2 separate regions of the Homo sapiens genome follow, and region 2 is linked to region 1. A link is an interaction called in ENCODE POLR2A ChIA-PET data of the cell type or tissue named here. Cell type or tissue: Panc1. All regions are shown on one strand.

The links. Peaks named below come from ENCODE experiments on the same cell type or tissue, not always from the same donor. Only the 100,000 strongest peaks of a DNase experiment are listed, where the experiment ranks them.
Region 2: POLR2A ChIA-PET joins it to region 1 with 5 read pairs; 1 of 35 experiments calls an interaction of 5 or more read pairs at or near these places.

What each region holds. Positions count from the first base shown.
Region 1 is chr4:182,971,151-182,979,150 of GRCh38, reverse strand. It overlaps LOC107986327 (a long non-coding RNA gene), which reads left to right. Exons shown (of 3, transcript XR_001741935.1): 2 at 6,289-6,442. Among named protein-coding and RNA genes, the nearest start is that of DCTD, 58 kb to the right of the region's middle. RefSeq lists enhancers at 154-203, 354-403, 634-723. In Panc1, no CTCF peak of the experiment used is centred here; a DNase peak (open chromatin) is centred at 3,220; H3K27ac peaks cover 3,249 bases.
Region 2 is chr4:183,426,545-183,434,544 of GRCh38, reverse strand. No RefSeq gene overlaps it. Among named protein-coding and RNA genes, the nearest start is that of CDKN2AIP, 14 kb to the left of the region's middle. RefSeq lists enhancers at 3,039-3,789, 3,790-4,539. In Panc1, no CTCF peak of the experiment used is centred here; no DNase peak of the experiment used is centred here; H3K27ac peaks cover 956 bases.

The sequences.
Region 1 (8,000 bases):
TGCTTTGCCTTTCTCTGGTGCCTCCCTGATTAGCTGAATAACTAACCTACTGAATTCTTTTTCAGGTAAATCAGGGATTTCTTCTTGGTTTGGATCCATTGCTGGTGAACTAGTGTGATTTTTTCGGGGGTATTAAAGAGCCTTGTTTTGTCATATTACCAGAGTTGGTCTTCTGGTTCCTTCTCATTTGGGTAGGCTCTGTCAGAGGGAAGGTCTAGGGCTGAAGGCTGTTGTTCAGATTCTTTTGTCCCACAGGGATTTTCCTTGATGTAGTACTCCCTGGCTTTTCCTATGGATGTGGCTTCCTGTGAGCCAAGCTGTAGTGATTGTTATCTCTCTTCTGGGTCTAGCCCCCCAGCAAGAGAGTCCTGTGATGTGAATAATCTATGAGTCTCTCAGCTGTGAATACCGGCAGCTGTTCTGGTGGAGGTTGTAGGAGGGTGAAATGGACTGTGTGAGGGTTCTTAGCTTTGGTGGTTTAATGCTCTATTTTTGTGCTGGTTGGCCTCCTGCCGGGAGGTGGGGCTTTCCAGAGAGCATCAGCTGTGGTAGTATGGTGAGAAGCCGGTGGTGGGCGGGGCCCTAGAACTCCCAAGAGTATATGCCCAGTGTATGCCCTTTGTCTTCAGCTACCAGGGTGGGTAGGGAAGGCCCATCAGGTGGGGCCAGGGCTAGGTGGGTCTGAGCTCAGACTCTCACTGGGTGGGTCTTGCTGCAGCTGCTGTGGGGGTTGGCGGTGAGGTTCCCAGGTGATCCCAGGTCAATGGAGTTGTGTACCTAGGAGGATTATGGCTGCCTCTACTGAGTCATGCAGGATGTTAGGGAAGTGGAGGACAGCTGGCAGTCACAGGCCTCACCCAGCTCCCACGCAATCCAAAGGGTCAGTCTCACTTCCACTATGGCCCCCTAACAGCCCCGAGTCTGTTTCCAGGTAGTGGGCGAGCAGGGCTTGAGAACTTGCCCCAGGTTACCTGCCTCCCAGCTGTGAAAGAAAAGGGCTTTGGTTCTTCCCCTGCTTGTGGAGTCTGCACATCGGATTTGCACCCTCCCCCGAGTTCTGGCCAGGGGGCTTCTCATCCAGTTCAAATTGTTACAAAGTGGCCAGGCGCGGTGGCTCACGCTTGTAATCCCAGCACTTTGGGAGGCCGAGGTGGGCAGATCACAAGGTCAGGAGATCGAGACCATCCTGGCTAACACGGTGAAACCCTGTCTCTACTAAAAATACAAAAAATTAGCCGGGCGTAGTGGCGGGCGCCTGTAGTCCCAGCTATTCCGGAGGCTGAGGCAGGAGAATGGTGTGAACCCGGGAGGCGGAGCTTGCAGTGAGCAGAGATCGCACCACCGCACTCCAGCCTGGGCGACAGAGTGGGACTCCGTCCGAAAAAAAAAAAAAAAAAAAAAATTGTTACTAAGTTCAGCTGGAGACTTCCTTCTCCCTGTGACATTTTCCCCCGCGCCTCTGGCCGCCATCCCGAAGGATCCCTGTGGCGCCAGGCAGCAATGTCCTGCTTGGGGACCCAGCGAGCTCCCAGGGCCTTTCCCGTTGCTTCCTCTACCCCTGTATTTTGCTCAGCTCTGAATTGACTCAGCTCCAGGTAAGGTCAGAAACTTCTCCTGCAAACTAGACCTTCGTTTCCCCAGTGGGGGTGTGTGTTTGGGGTGGAGGGTCTCCCTTTCTCACTTTCGCAGTTTGGGCACTCACAGTATTTGGGGTGTCTCCCGGTCCTGCAGGAGCAGCCTGCTTCCTTCAGAGGATCTGTGGGTCCTCTCAGGATTGCTGGGTTGTTCTGCAGTGGTTCTGGAGCTGGAATTGATGATGCGAGGCTCCGCACGCTGCTGTCTGTCCGAGTTGGAGCTGCAATCTGGTCCTGCCTGCCATCCGCCATGATGATCTCTTTCTGACCCGGGGCATATTTAATGTCTTATTTCTATTAACGTTCTATTCATGATGATATATATTCTCTAAGATGATAAAAGCTTTCACTTTCTCTACAGCTATCCTCTCTTCTTCTTGAGCTCTCACCAGACTATAACATCCGTATTTCTACTAAAGTCTTTTCATGGCAAATTAGGCTTTTTCTAGCATGCACCTCAAAGTTCATTTAGCCTCTACCCATTATCCATTTCCAAAGTCACTTCCACATTTTTAGGTGTTTGTTACAGTGGCACTCCGTTTCTTGGTACTGAAATATGTATTATCATTATTATTATTAACAGCTTGGGCTGCCATAACAGAACACCACAGACTGGATGGTTTAAATAACAGAAATTTATTTTCTCACAGTTCTGGCGACTAGAAGTTCAAGATCAAGGTGCCAGAAAATTTGGTTTCTGGGGAGGGCTCTCTTGGCTTGCAGAGTGCTGCCTTCTCCTGTGTCCTTCTAGGGCCTTTCTTCTATGCATGTGTGGAGAAAGAGAGAGAGCTCTGGCGTCTCTTCCTCTTCTTGTAAGGCCACTAGTGCTAATGGTTTAGGGCCTCAATCTTTTTTTTTTTTTTTTTTTTTTTTTTTTTTTTTTTTTTTTTTGAGACAGTGTCTGGCTCTGTCACCCAGGCTGGAGTGCTATGGTGCGATCTCGGCTCACTGCAACCTCCGCCTTTGGGTTCAAGAGATTCTCCTGCCTCAGCCTCCTGAGTAGCTGGGATTACAGGCATGCATCACCATGCCTGGCTAATTTTTGCTTAGGGCCTCAATCTTATGACCTAATTTAATTATTTCCTTAAAGGCTCTATCTCCAAATACAATGGCACTGGGGATGAGGGCTTTCACATCTGGATTTTGGGAGGACACAATTTGGCCCAAACAGTTTTCTGTCCTTTTCCATTTTTATTTTTGGCAATTTAACTATAGGTTTATCAACTTTGCTGATATTTTCAAAGAACTAGCTTTGGGATTTATTAATTTTCTCTATTGGATGTCAATTTCTATTTCATCAATTTATACTCTTATCTTTATTATTCCCTTTCCTCTACTTACTTTCATTTAATTTGCCTTCTACAGTGGTTCCCCCCGCCGCCATCCAGTTTTATTTTCCACAGTTTCAGTTACCCGTGGTCAACTGTGGTCTAAAAATATTAAAGGGGAAATTCCAGAAGTAAACAATTCATGTGTTTTAAATTGTGTGCCATTCTGAGTAGCATGATGGAAACTCCCACTGTCCTGCTCTGTCCTGCCCAGGATGTGAATCATCCCTTTATTCAGTATATCTCAGCTTTATATGCTGCCTGCCTGTTAGTCACTTGGTAGCTGTCTCAGTTATCAGATTGGCAGATCACAGGAAGATGGATGAGTGTAGTAAAATGACATATTTTGAGAAAGAGAGAGAGAGACCACATTCACATAACTTGTATGACAGTACGTTACTATAATTGTTCTATTTTATTATTAGTTATTGCTGTTAATCTCTGACTGTGCCTAATTTATAAATTAAACTTTCTCATAGGTTTATATGTATAGGTAAAAACATAGTATGCATAGGGTTTGGTATTGTCCATGGTTTCAGGCATCCACCGCGGAAGGTGGGGGGGGTCATAAAATGTATCCCTTGTGGAGAAGAGGGGGCCACTATATTTTTAGCTTCTTATTGACTGATTTTTCTCCTGGTTTTCAGCCACTGTTTTCTGCTCTTGCATGTCTAGCAATTTTTTCTTGGATGCTGAAAATTTTGAATAGTATGTTGTTCATGTCTTGGTTTTGCTAAATTTCTTTAAAATGTGTTGACATTTATTTTGGCAGGTAGTTAAGAAACTCACAGTTCCACTTCACCTTTTGGGGCTTGTCTCAGGCTTTTGCTGGGGTAGATCAACAATAGTCCTTGCTCTAGGCCTAGTTTAGCTCCAGATCTAAAGCATCATCTTAATAATGCCCTAGACGTTAGTGAGGTTTTTCCACACTGGTTGGCATGGGGTTTTGTTTGTTTGTTTTTTGTTTTTTGTGTTTTTTTGAGACAATCTTGCTGTGTTGCCCAGGCTGGGGTGCAGTGGTGGAATGCAATCTTGGCTCACTGCAACCTTTGCCTCAGGGCTCAAGCAATCCTCCCTGCTTAGCCTCCCAAGTAGCTGGGACTACGCGCGCATGCCACCGCACCTGGCTAAGTTTTATATTTTTAGTAGAGATGGGGTTTTACCATGTTGCCCAGACTGGTCTTGAACTCCTGGGCTCAAGTGATCCGCAAACCTTGGCCTCCAAAAGTGCTGGGATTATAGGTATAAGCCACTGTGCCTGGCTGGCATGTTTTCATTATCTCCCAGCCCAAAGTGAGCTCTGAGAATTGTTTGGCTTACAGCTTCCCAGGAGACCCTTGCCAGACCCATCCATGGACATATTAATATTCAGCAATAGGCTCAAGGGAATCCCTCTGTTGATTTCTATATCTCTTTATCTGTACAGATCCTACCCCTCAGTATTCTGCCTGGCAAATTCCTGCTACTTGAGGCCCCCTTGTCTCACTTAATGAAATCCCCATGTATTGCTTGGATTCTCTCTCCCTGCAGCACAGTCCAAAAAATACCTCCAGGCAGACAGCTGAGGTGGGACTTACCCTGTTTTCCCCCCTTTTATCACATATCAAAGTCCTGTGAGATCGCTTGTCCAGTGTCTAAGTCTGATAGAAAATTTGAATTTGATATGAAGCGTTTCATACCGTTGTTCAGTTTTCCAATTGTTGACGGTAGGAGGGCAAGGCCAGCACTATTTACTCCAATATGGTTAAAAATGGCAGCGTTACAATGCCTTTTAATTCATCTCTCTGATTCTATCCTCGTAATTCTCCAATCTATTTTTTCACATACCTTCCAGGGTAATCTTCTGAAAACAGAAGTCAGATTGTGCCGCTCCTTTGTTGAAGATTCTCAGCTGGTTTCCCACCTCTCTCAGAGTAAAGCCCTAAATGCCTGCCCTTGTCTAAGTCCCGCCATTACTTGGCTCCAGGTTCCCTTCTTCATTCATTGCCGTCTTCATTGCCCCCTCCTTCCCCGGATTCACGCTGCGTCGGCCATTTTGATTTCCTTCTTGTTCCTTGAACACCCTAGCACATGCCTGCCTTCGAACCTTTGCACTTGCTCTCCCCAGTGCTTGGGTCTCTGCCTGAATCTGCCTGACTCACCTGCTCTTCTTCAGCTCTCTGCTCGGACGTCAACGCATCATAGAGCCTTCTCTGACCAGTCCATTGTAAACCACCTCAGCCCCTGCACTTGATGTTCTATTCCCTCCCCTGCTTTATTTTTCTTCATAGCGTTTCCAACCACCCAGGATATTACGTATTTGTTTACTCTCTTGTCTCTCCCAGCTAGAATACAAGTTCTGTGTGAGCAAGGACTTTTTTGTTCACTGCTATATCCTGAGTGACTAGAACAGAGTGCCTAGCTCAGCAAATATTTTCTGAGTAGTGCTTAAATGAGCCAGGAGCAATAACAGAAATTCTATTTTCAACTCAGATCCTGAATCTGAGATGACTAAACTCCCACAACGGGATTTCAACCGCCTTCCTATCATTGTAGCTTGCAGAGTAAAGCTGATTATTTCAAAGTGATCATTGGCAGAATGAAAGATTTGGCAGGGAGGGAGGAAGTAAGGGAAGGAAAGAGAGAGAGAGAGAGAGAGAGACAGAGAGAGAGACAGACAGAGACTGAGTTGCCAAGCCAAATAAACAGAAAACCCATTCCAGGATTTTCAGTATGGAGGAACTAGAAGTTGATGATAGGACTGACAGAGCCTCCTCAAAGTTGTACATATTGATGCTCAAATTAATAATAAATGTACAATCTGGTTTTTTTTTTTTTTAAGACAGAGTCTTGCTCTGTCACCCAGGCTGGAGAGCAGTGGCGTGATCTCGGCTCACTGCAACCTCCGCCTCCCGGGTTCAAGAGATTCTACTACCTCAGCCTCCTGAGCAGCTGGGACTACAGGCGCGCACCACCATGCCTGGCTAATTTTTTGTATTTTTAGTAGAGACGGGGTTTCACTGTGTTAGCCAGGATGGTCTCGATCTCCTGACCTCTTGATCCGGCGGCCTCGGCCTCCAAAGGTGCTGGGATTACAGGCAAGAGCCACTGTGCCCAGCCACAATCTTCCTTTTTTAAGACGGTGCCTTGCTCTGTTGCTCAGGCTGGAGTGCAGTGGCACGATCATACTTCACTGCAGCCCTGAACTCCTGGGCTCAACCGATCCTCCTGCCTCAGCCTCCCAAAGTGCTGAGATTATAAGCATGAAACACCAAGCCCAGGCTCCAAGTTCTCACTACAAAGTCAGGGTAGGTTGTCTTATCAACTCTTTTCGTAAACCTCATTAGGTGCCATGGTACAGAGCTCCTGTAGGATAAAGACCCCTTGCCTGAGAAGCTCCTGCCTGAGCATCCCGCTTAAGATTGCTATGTTCCAAGTGGAAAAGCTGGGAGCAGAATCAGCTAGAAAATTGTTCAGACTCAGCTTGTCTGGTATTGGTCGGTAAGTGCTACATATTTACTTTATTTGTTTTCAGTTTTCTCTTTTCCGGGTTAATTATTAATTTAATAATGGGTTTCTGGTGGGACTACCTACCAGCAATGAAAAACATTTTTATAATTCATGCATTTTCATGAACTTGCCTTTCACATATTCTATTTCAGACCAGATCCAGGTTTTACAAGCACGTTTTTTAGTGTTGATAGACTTCATAAAAATTGTTTCCTTTACAATTTTTTTCTGTCTTTAACATAAAACCCAATAAAATGATAAGACACATGACTTTGCCAATTATTCTCCACTTATTGTGAAAATTAGATTGCATTTGATCTTTAGCCAGAATATATATAAAATATGTTCTGTGATGAAATAGCATTTACTTTTATTGTATTTATAGATCTTGGTTAGAGAAAAAAACTGGATGTATTGAGTGTTATAAAGAAGAAAAATTATTAAATTATTACTTGCCAGGGTTCTTCTTTCCTACCTTTTCTGGAGGAAAATTGTCAATTCAGAATTTCTCTTATGGGTCTCAGAAGCTAGTAACTTATTGACTGCAGAAAATGGCTTGTTTTACACTTATATGCAGGAGAAATATCACCTCTTAAAAAGCCTCTAGTGTGATATATAATATACAACTTATGCAATAGCTGTAGGTAGATATAACACGAATTATAGAGATGCACAGAAATATATTTTGGGGCTTCTCTACACATCTTCAAAGATTTTTCTTCTGAGGCCCATTCCCAGGGCTTTTTGTTTAGACTAAAGGAAAGATGACTATGTGGTCTTCACTGACAGTCCTTGTGATTTATGAGTTTCAGTCTAAAGTTTAGTCTAAAAAGCAAACATGCCTTATTCTCACCTGAGCATTTGAAAAGCCTCTGTGGCATTAAATATTTATAAGTTTTTGGAGATTGAAGAAATGTATTTGTAGATTATTGCGTGAAACATGTAAACTGAGAATTCGGTTTTACCTTCATAACTTTGACATAGTTGGTGCTACAGATATTTGATGGAATTCTACTGTCTATGATAATGAAATCATGATTCAAGGTTACAGTTTGTTTAGGGCACACAGGAAGAGGCAAGATGAATCTATGCTGTGCTTTTCTGATTTGCACCCCTAAAGTTCTGCCGTGAAACTCTAGGATCAGACATTCGTTTATGTAAAAACATGTATTACATAGCAGGAACTAATCTCTTTCTAATGTCACCTTATTCCACAGAATATTAATATTAGGAAATATAGTTGCATGTGGCTTTATGTTGGATTCTGACTATCTAAGCCATTTTTGTCCATAAACAAATAAAAAGGATTTTAAGACTGTAATGTAATTTCAGCAATCCTGGAAACTTTCTAGTAATAAGAATACATATTCAAAAGCACCCATCCTTCTTGCCGACGCTCAGATAGTTTAAAAATAGTCTTCCATGAAAATCCTATAGTGTTTCAAAATGCGTCTAAGCCTAAGCCAAATGCTAGTTTGAAAAGTGAAGGTACTTCCACTTCTTTCTCTCTTTTTCTCTCTCTTTCTCTCTTTCCCTCCCTCCCTCCCTC
Region 2 (8,000 bases), 460 kb before region 1:
TACACTGTGGCCGAAGGCTTCAGCTTAGACTCACGAGAGGAGCTTGATGTGTGTGGACTGTCCCGCTGCTCACTGGGCGTTGGCCTGGCCTCAGTGGCCCTGGGTCATAGTATTGTGGACTTAGCATCACCATTGTGTGTCCGGAATTGGTGGGTTCTTGGTCTCACTGACTTCAAGAATGAAGCCGTCGACCCTCGCGGTGAGTGTTACAGCTCTTAAGGTGGCGCGTCTGGAGTTTGTTCCTTCTGATGTTCGGATGTGTTCGGAGTTTCTTCCTTCTGGTGGGCTCGTGGTCTAGCTGGCTCAGGAGTGAAGCTGCAGACCTTTGCGGTGAGTGTTACAGCTCATAAAAGCAGTGTGGACCCAAAGAGTGAGCAGCAGCAAGATTTATTGCAAAGAGCGAAAGAACAAACCTTCCACAGTGTGGAAGGGGACCCCAGCAGGTTGCCACTGCTGGCTGGAGCAGCCTGCTTTTATTCTCTTATCTGACCCCACCCACATCCTGCTGATTGGTAGAGCCGAGTGGTCTGTTTTGACAGGGTGCTGATTGGTGCGTTTACAATCCCTGAGCTAGATACAAAGGTTCTGCACATCCCAATTAGATTAGTTAGCTACAGAGTTTCAACACAAAGGTTCTCCAAGGCCCCCCCAGAGCAACTAGATACAGAGTGTCGATTGGTGCACTCACAAACCTTGAGCTAAACACAGGGTGCTGATTGGTGTGTTTACAAACCTTGAGCTAGATACAGAGTGCCCATTGGTGTATTTACAATCCCTGAGCTAGACATAAAGATTCTCCAAGGCCCCACCAGAGCAGCTAGATACAGAGTGTCGATTGATGCACTCACAAACCCTGAGCTAGACACAGGGTGCCGATTGGTGTGTTTACAATCCCTGAGCTAGACATAAAGACTCTCCATGTCCCCACCAGACTCAGGAGTCCAGCTGGCTTCACCCAGTGGATCCTGCACCGGGGCTGCAGGTGGAGCTGCCTGCCAGTCCCTCGCCATGCGCTCGCACTCCTCAGCCCTTGGGCTGTTGATGGGACTGGGCACCATGGAGCAGGGGGCGGTGCTCGTTGGGGAGGCTCGGGCCGCACAGGAGCCCATGGAGCGGGTGGGAGGCTCAGGCATGGCGGGCTGCAGGTCCTGAGCCCTGCCCCGAGGGAAGGCAGCCAAGGCCCGGTGAGAAATCGAGCGCAGCGCTGGTGGGCTGGCACTGCTGGGGGACCCAGTACACCCTCCGCAGCCACTGGCCCGGGTGCTAAGCCCCTCACTGCCCGGGCCGGCAGGGCCAAGCCCACGCCCACCCGGAACTCCAGGTGGCCCGCAAGCGCCACGCGCAGCCCCGGTTCCCGCTGGCACCTCTCCCTCCACACCTCCCTGCAAGCTGAGGGAGAGGGCTCTGGCCTTGGCCAGCCCAGAAAGGGGCTCCCACAGTGCAGCGGTGGGCTGAAGGGCTCCTCAAGTGCTGCCAAAGTGGGAGTCCAGGCAGAGGAGGCGCCGAGAGCAAGCGAGGGCTCTGAGGACTGCCAGCACGCTGTCACCTCTCAATTGGTTGTCTTTCAAGACAGAGATCATATATGCTTGAGTTACTGGTTCAGAGAGAGGAGATGTAATATACCCATTGGGGGATTGGGGGAAGAACTATTAGAAAAAAACTGAAAGTAATTCAAATCTAATTACTCAATTCTAAACATTTCAATTCTCTTATAACAGGGGTCCCCCCGCCACTACCTCCAACCCTGGGCCACACGGCAGGTGGTGAGCAGCTGGCAAGTGAGCAAAGCTTCATCTGTCTTTACGGCCACTTCCCATTGCTCGCATGACCACCTGAGCTCCACCTCCTGTCAGATCAGACAGGAGCGTTGGATTCTCACAGGAGTGAGAACCTTACTGTGAACTGTGCATGTGAGGGATCTGGGGTGTGTGCTCCTTATGAGAATCTAATGCCTGATGATCTGTCACTGTCTCCCATCACCCAGATGGGACCATCTAGTTGTAGAAAACAAACTCAGGGATCCCACTGATTCTACCTTATGGTAAGTGTATAATTATTTCATTATATATTACAATGTAATCATAATAGAAATAAAGTGCGCAACAAACATCATGTGCTTGAATCATCCTGAAACCACCCGCCGACCCCCCTTCCATGGAAAAAGTGTCTTCCATGAAACCGGTCCCTGGTGCCAAAAAAGTGGGGGACTGCTGTCTTACGACATCATAGATTCATGGAATTCTTTTATAGGCAGGTTCCTTGGGGGTAACTGAAGCTGTTTCCTCGTTTTTAGGAAATTTAGGAAAGACTAGGAAATTGAGGCTCAGAGAGGCCATTTAGCAGTGACTAACACAATTTCCAGGTCAGTATTGTTTCTACGAGCCCTGGTCTCCAGAAGAGAAAAGGCTAGTCAGGACTACCACTTGAAGTCCCCTAGTCGGATACAAAGAAAGGATCCAGGATCCAAGTTGATTTACAGTTAAACTCACTTGGGGAATTCACAATGCTTAAAAGGCAAGAAGAAAACAACGCAAGACTGTACATACCACAGTATGAAAAATCTTAACCACATAGCAGCACCTCCTTCAGAGCCACACTGGCCACTGCTGTGCGACTCCCTCCCCTGGCCTCCCCCTCACCCCGAGGTTTCAGCATGGAGACCCACGTAGGCCCATGGGGAGAGCTGTGTGGAGCTTGGGAACTGTATTTAGTCTCCTTCCTTCTGGGGCCTTTTACATTTAAAAATGCAATTTCGGCCGGCGCAGTGGCTCATGCCTATAATCACAGCACTTTGGGAGGCCAAGGTGGGCGTGTCACCTAGGTCAGCCGTTCAAGACCAGCCTGGCCAACATGGCGAAACCCCATCTCTACTAAAAATATACATATATTTTTACACACATATATATATACACACACACTCAAAAATTAGCCAGGTGCGGTGGTGCGTGCGCGTGTAATCCCAGCTACTTGGGAGGCTGAGGCAGGAGAATCACTTGAACCCGGGAGGTGGAGGTTGCAGTGAGCCGAGATGGTACCATTGCACTCCAGCCTGGGCAACTGAGTGAGGCTGTCTCAAAAAAAAAAAAAGAAAAGAAAAGAAAAAGAGAGAGAGAAATGCAATTTTATTCTTACGACTTTCTGGAAGCAAGAATGTGATTTTGAACATTCTAAAGAAAATTTTTATAAAGGAATGTGAGAAAGCAACAAGATAATGTTGGCTGCTGTGGTATTAAAATTCTTAAAAAGTAAAAGCACTGTAGAAATATAAGGTATATCATTCTACTTATTTTGTTCCAGAATAATATGCATGATATTAGGTTAGCTTTTTCCATAGGAGGCCATTTTTTTCTGGGTATGGTGATACCACTCTCGATGAAGCTGAGCATGAGCCTCAGTAGCTTCGAGTGTGAATATAACCTTTTTGTGAACTCTGTCACATTACTGAGTATAGAATCTGCTCCTGGATGTTTTAGTTTCTCCCAGGGTTAGCGAGAGACTTTCATTTCTTCTTTGTGCTTTCCTCACTCTCAGGAATCACAGGGAAGCTGTGATTGTTCTAGGCGTTAGTTCTTTATTAGTGCTCAATCTGCTTAACACTCCTCTTGTGTGCCGCCTTTGAAGTCTCAAGAAATCTCCTGCCTGGCAGGAAGTGCCAGAGGCCCAAACAGTGCAAAGGAAATCACACCCATGGCGGCCTCTCCAAAGTGCAGGCCTGGGGCTCAGTCCATTTCTCCTGGTCGTTCTCACAGTTCTGGATTCAGAAGGGAGGAGAGAGGCAGTGGGGGGCGCTATGCATTCCTAAGGGATTGCATTCGAGTCTGCTGACCAGGCCCTGAGCTCCCCTGAGGCCAGTAAACCTCTGGCCGGTAAACCCCTGCTCCTGGGGGGCTGAGAAAGCCGTCCTTCTTGGTGCAGACCCTACCCAGCCCTATGTCTTAAGAGTCCCTTCTCTCTGCTGTCCCACAGTCAAGCCAGCCCTGCTCTGCCTGCTCTGCCCTGCCCATGGAGAAAAGCTTCCAAGCCTACGAGGATCTCCTTCTCACCATGCCAGCTGTTTGACCTCAAGGGAGTTACTTAACCTTTCTGAGCCTTGCTTACTTCATCTGTAAAATGGGACAACAGTGGTGACTACCTCTTAGGATTGTTGTGAGGATAAAACGAGATAATCCAAAAACTGGCCAGGTGTTGTGGCATACGCCTGTAGTCCCAGCTACTCGAGAGGCTGAGGTGAGAGGATCGCTTGAGCCCAGGTGGTCGAGGCTGCAGTGCATCTTGATTGCACCACTGTACTCCAGCCTGGGCGACAGAGTGAGACCCTGTCTCAAAATAAATATAAAAAATAAATTTAAAAATGAGATAATCCTTATAAATATCTCAGCATCTTGCCTAGCATTTTGTGGATGTTTGATAAATGCTGCTACTATTAATAATAAACCATTTTTATTAGATTAAGGAATGTGTATTGACAAGAGCTGGACTTAGGAGATCACAGTGAGAAAGAAAACAAACACCTAGAACATTTGCGAAAGAAGAAATCCTTGGTGAAGGGTGTGGCCCGAGTGGTTGTGCTTTTCTCCTGTTTGTTTCACCGTTAACGTTTGTCACATGTGAATTCTTACAGCCCTCAGTGTGTCTGTGTCTATACATTTCCTTGACCTCTTCCTAAATGGTTGAAGCAGGCTGACCAAAGAGAATGGATTTGTGTTCTTGTCCCCCTTCGTCTGATAACAGTTCCTGATTTCCCCAGGATTCTGCTCCTTTCCCTCTGGCAGTCCCTGTGGTCTGTATGGGGCTGGCCCCAATCACTGGATCCAGCGGACACGTCACCCAGGCCTGGCCACTGAAAGCCAATTGTGAGACTTTTGCTGGAGCAACCAGGAAAAGAATGTGTGTATCCTTTGGATGCATAGAATGCAGAGCATGGATTGCAATCGTGAAGGAGCAGGTAGCTCCAGAACCCAGAAATGGAGAGAGCGAGGGTCAGTCCTCAGCATCTGCTCTGTGCAGGCACCGGGATTCAGCAGTGAACAAGTCTCGGTCCTTGTGAAGCTCTGGTGAAGAAAACATCAAGACATAGTGATAGGTGGGTGGGTGGATGGGTGGGGTACATGGATGGGTGGATGCACGCATGGATGGACATGTAGACCTATAGATCATTCTGGTAGTGATACGTTCTATTAAGGAGAAAGGAACAGAATAAGAACACATTAGGGGCCGGGCGCAGCGGCTCACACCTGTAATCCCAGCACTTTGGGAGGCCGAGACAGGTGGATCATCTGAGGTCAGTGGTTCGAGACCAGGCTGACCAACATGGCGAAAACCCCGTCTCTACTAAAAATACAAAAATTTTTATGGTGGCGGACTCCTGTAATCCCAGCTACTTGGGAAGCTGAGGCGGGGAGAATCGCTTGAACTGGGAGGCGGAGGTTGCAGTGACCCGAGATCGCGCCACTGCACTCCAGCCTGCGTGACAAGAGCAAAACTCCGTCACAGAAAAAAGCAACACATTAGGGCAGTACTGTTTTAGATAGTATCATTAATGATCCTATTGACCTAAAGAAAGAAATTGAGGCAAAATTAATATAAGTAGAGAGTTTATTTGAGCCAAATTTGAGGACTGCAACCTGGGAGACACAGATTGCAGTTGCCTTGAATTTATGCTCTGATTAGCAGCAATTGCCAGTAAGTTTTTAAAGAAAAAAAGAAGGGGCAGTTCTTACATTGGTTCATAAAATAACATGAAAATAAGCTACTGATTCGCTACACATTGTTCTTTGTATCACAAATTCTAGGAACAAGAAGATGATGGGTGAGGGTCACATTATATAACTTGTAATAACTTTTTTTTATTATTATGGGATATGATGAAGTTATTAAAAAGAACAAGCCGTTGTGTATGTACTCTTGTTCTGGATACATTACTTATTTATTTATTTTTATACTCAGAGATGGAGTCTTGCTCTGTCACCCAGGCTGGAGTGCAGTGGCGTGTTCTCGGCTCACCTCTACCTCTGCCTCCTGAGTTCAAGCAATTCTCCTGTCTCAGCCTCCCGAGTAGCTGGGATTACAGGTGTGCACCATCATGCCCAGCTAATTTTTCTGGGCCTGATACATTTTGCATCTTTTGCGTAGGATTGCTTTGAGTTACTTTTCTTTCTCACACCAGTGAACTCCTTTTTTGTTAAAGCTAGTTTTGGGTGGATTTCTGCCACTTGCAACCAAAGGATTTCTCATTGACATTCTGTATAGCCAGGATTTTAAAACTACGTTTTGGCTGGGCGCGGTGGCTCACGTCTTTAATCCCAGCACTTTGGGAGGCCGAGGAGGGCAGATCACCTGGGGTCAGGAGTTCGAGACCAGCCTGACCAACATGGCGAAACCCTGTCTCTACTAAAAATACAAAAATTAGCCAGGCGTGGTGGTGGGTGCCTGTAATCCCAGCTACTCGGGAGGCTGATGCAGGAGAATCGCTTGAACCCGGGAGGCGGAGGTTGCAGTGAGCCAAGATCACACCACTGCATTCCAGCCTGGGTGACAGAGTGAGACCCTGTCTTAAAAATAAAAAAAAAAAAAAAGCAAGTCATAGAAGAGGACTAGAAAATGGCAAATAAATATGTGAAAAGATGTTAAGCTTTACTAGTAATCACGTAAACACAAACCAAAACAACAGTGGGATAACTTCTTTTGCTTATCAGATTATCAAGCTTTAAAAGTTTTGCCTGCAGGCTGGGTGTGGTGGCTCACACCTGTAATCCCAGCACTTTGGGAGGCCGAGGCAGGCGGATCACGAGGTCAGGAGATCGAGACCATCCTGGCTAACACAGTGAAACCCTGTCTCTACTAAAAATACAAAAAATTAGCCTGGTGTGGTGGCGGGTGCCTGTAGTCCCAGCTTCTGGGGAGGCTGAGGCAGGAGAATGGCGTGAACCTGGGAGGCGGAGCTTGCAGTGAGCTGAGATCGCGCAACTGCACTCCAGCCTGGGTGACAGAGCAAAACTCTGTCTAAAAAAAAAAAAAAAAAAAAAAAAAGTTTTGCCTGCATCTCAGCCAGGCATGGTGGCTCACACCTGTAATCCCAGCACTTTGGGAGGATAAGGCGGGTGGATCACCTGAGGTCAAGAGTTTGAGACCAGCCTGGCCAACATGGTGAAACTCCATGTCTACTAAAAAAATGCAAAAATTAGCCTGGTATGGTGGCAAGCACCTGTAATTCCAGCTACTCAGGAGGCTGAGTCAGGAGAATTGCTCGAACCTGGGAAGCAGAGGTTGCAGTGAGCTGAGGTTGAGCCACCGCACACCAGCCTGGGCAACAGAGCAAGACTCCGTCCCCCACCCCCCGCCCCCCCCCCCAAAAAAAAAAAGTCTTGCCCTCATCCATGTTAGTGAGTAGGGAAATAGATCCTCTCATTCACTGTTGCTGGGATTCAATTACTGAAGCCTTTGTTGAAAGTATCTATCAGTGTTTATTAAAAATGTTTAAATGCATGTACCTTTCAATATAGCAATTTTACTTCTGGAAATTTATCTGACAGAAATAAGAGCAAGATGTTTTCTGATATCCATCCACCCTGCCTTCCTCAGTAACAGAGGAACCTATGATGCTGAGCTGGGCAAATGGTCACCTGGAATAATGTCATTTCCCAGCACACGTTATAGTTAGGTTTGATCTTGCACTGCCGTTCTAGGCAATACAATATACTTCCTGGAAGTAGCAGCTTCCAGGAAGTAACCTCTAAAAGGAGGAGTAATGCTCCCTGGGACTTGTTTCTTTCTTCCTCCTGTAATACAGGCTGCTGGCTGGAGCTCTGGCAGCAAGATGGGCCATGTGGGGACTTCGGAGTGGAAGCTGTGAAGGGCAGAGACGGCAAGGTAGCAGGAGCTTGAGCCCCGAATCCAGGGAGCTCCAGATCAGTTCTGACCTGACCTCCTCCAGACTTCTTGAACATAAGACAGTGAAATATCTATCTTGGCAACAAACGTGAAAAAAATGTTCAATATCA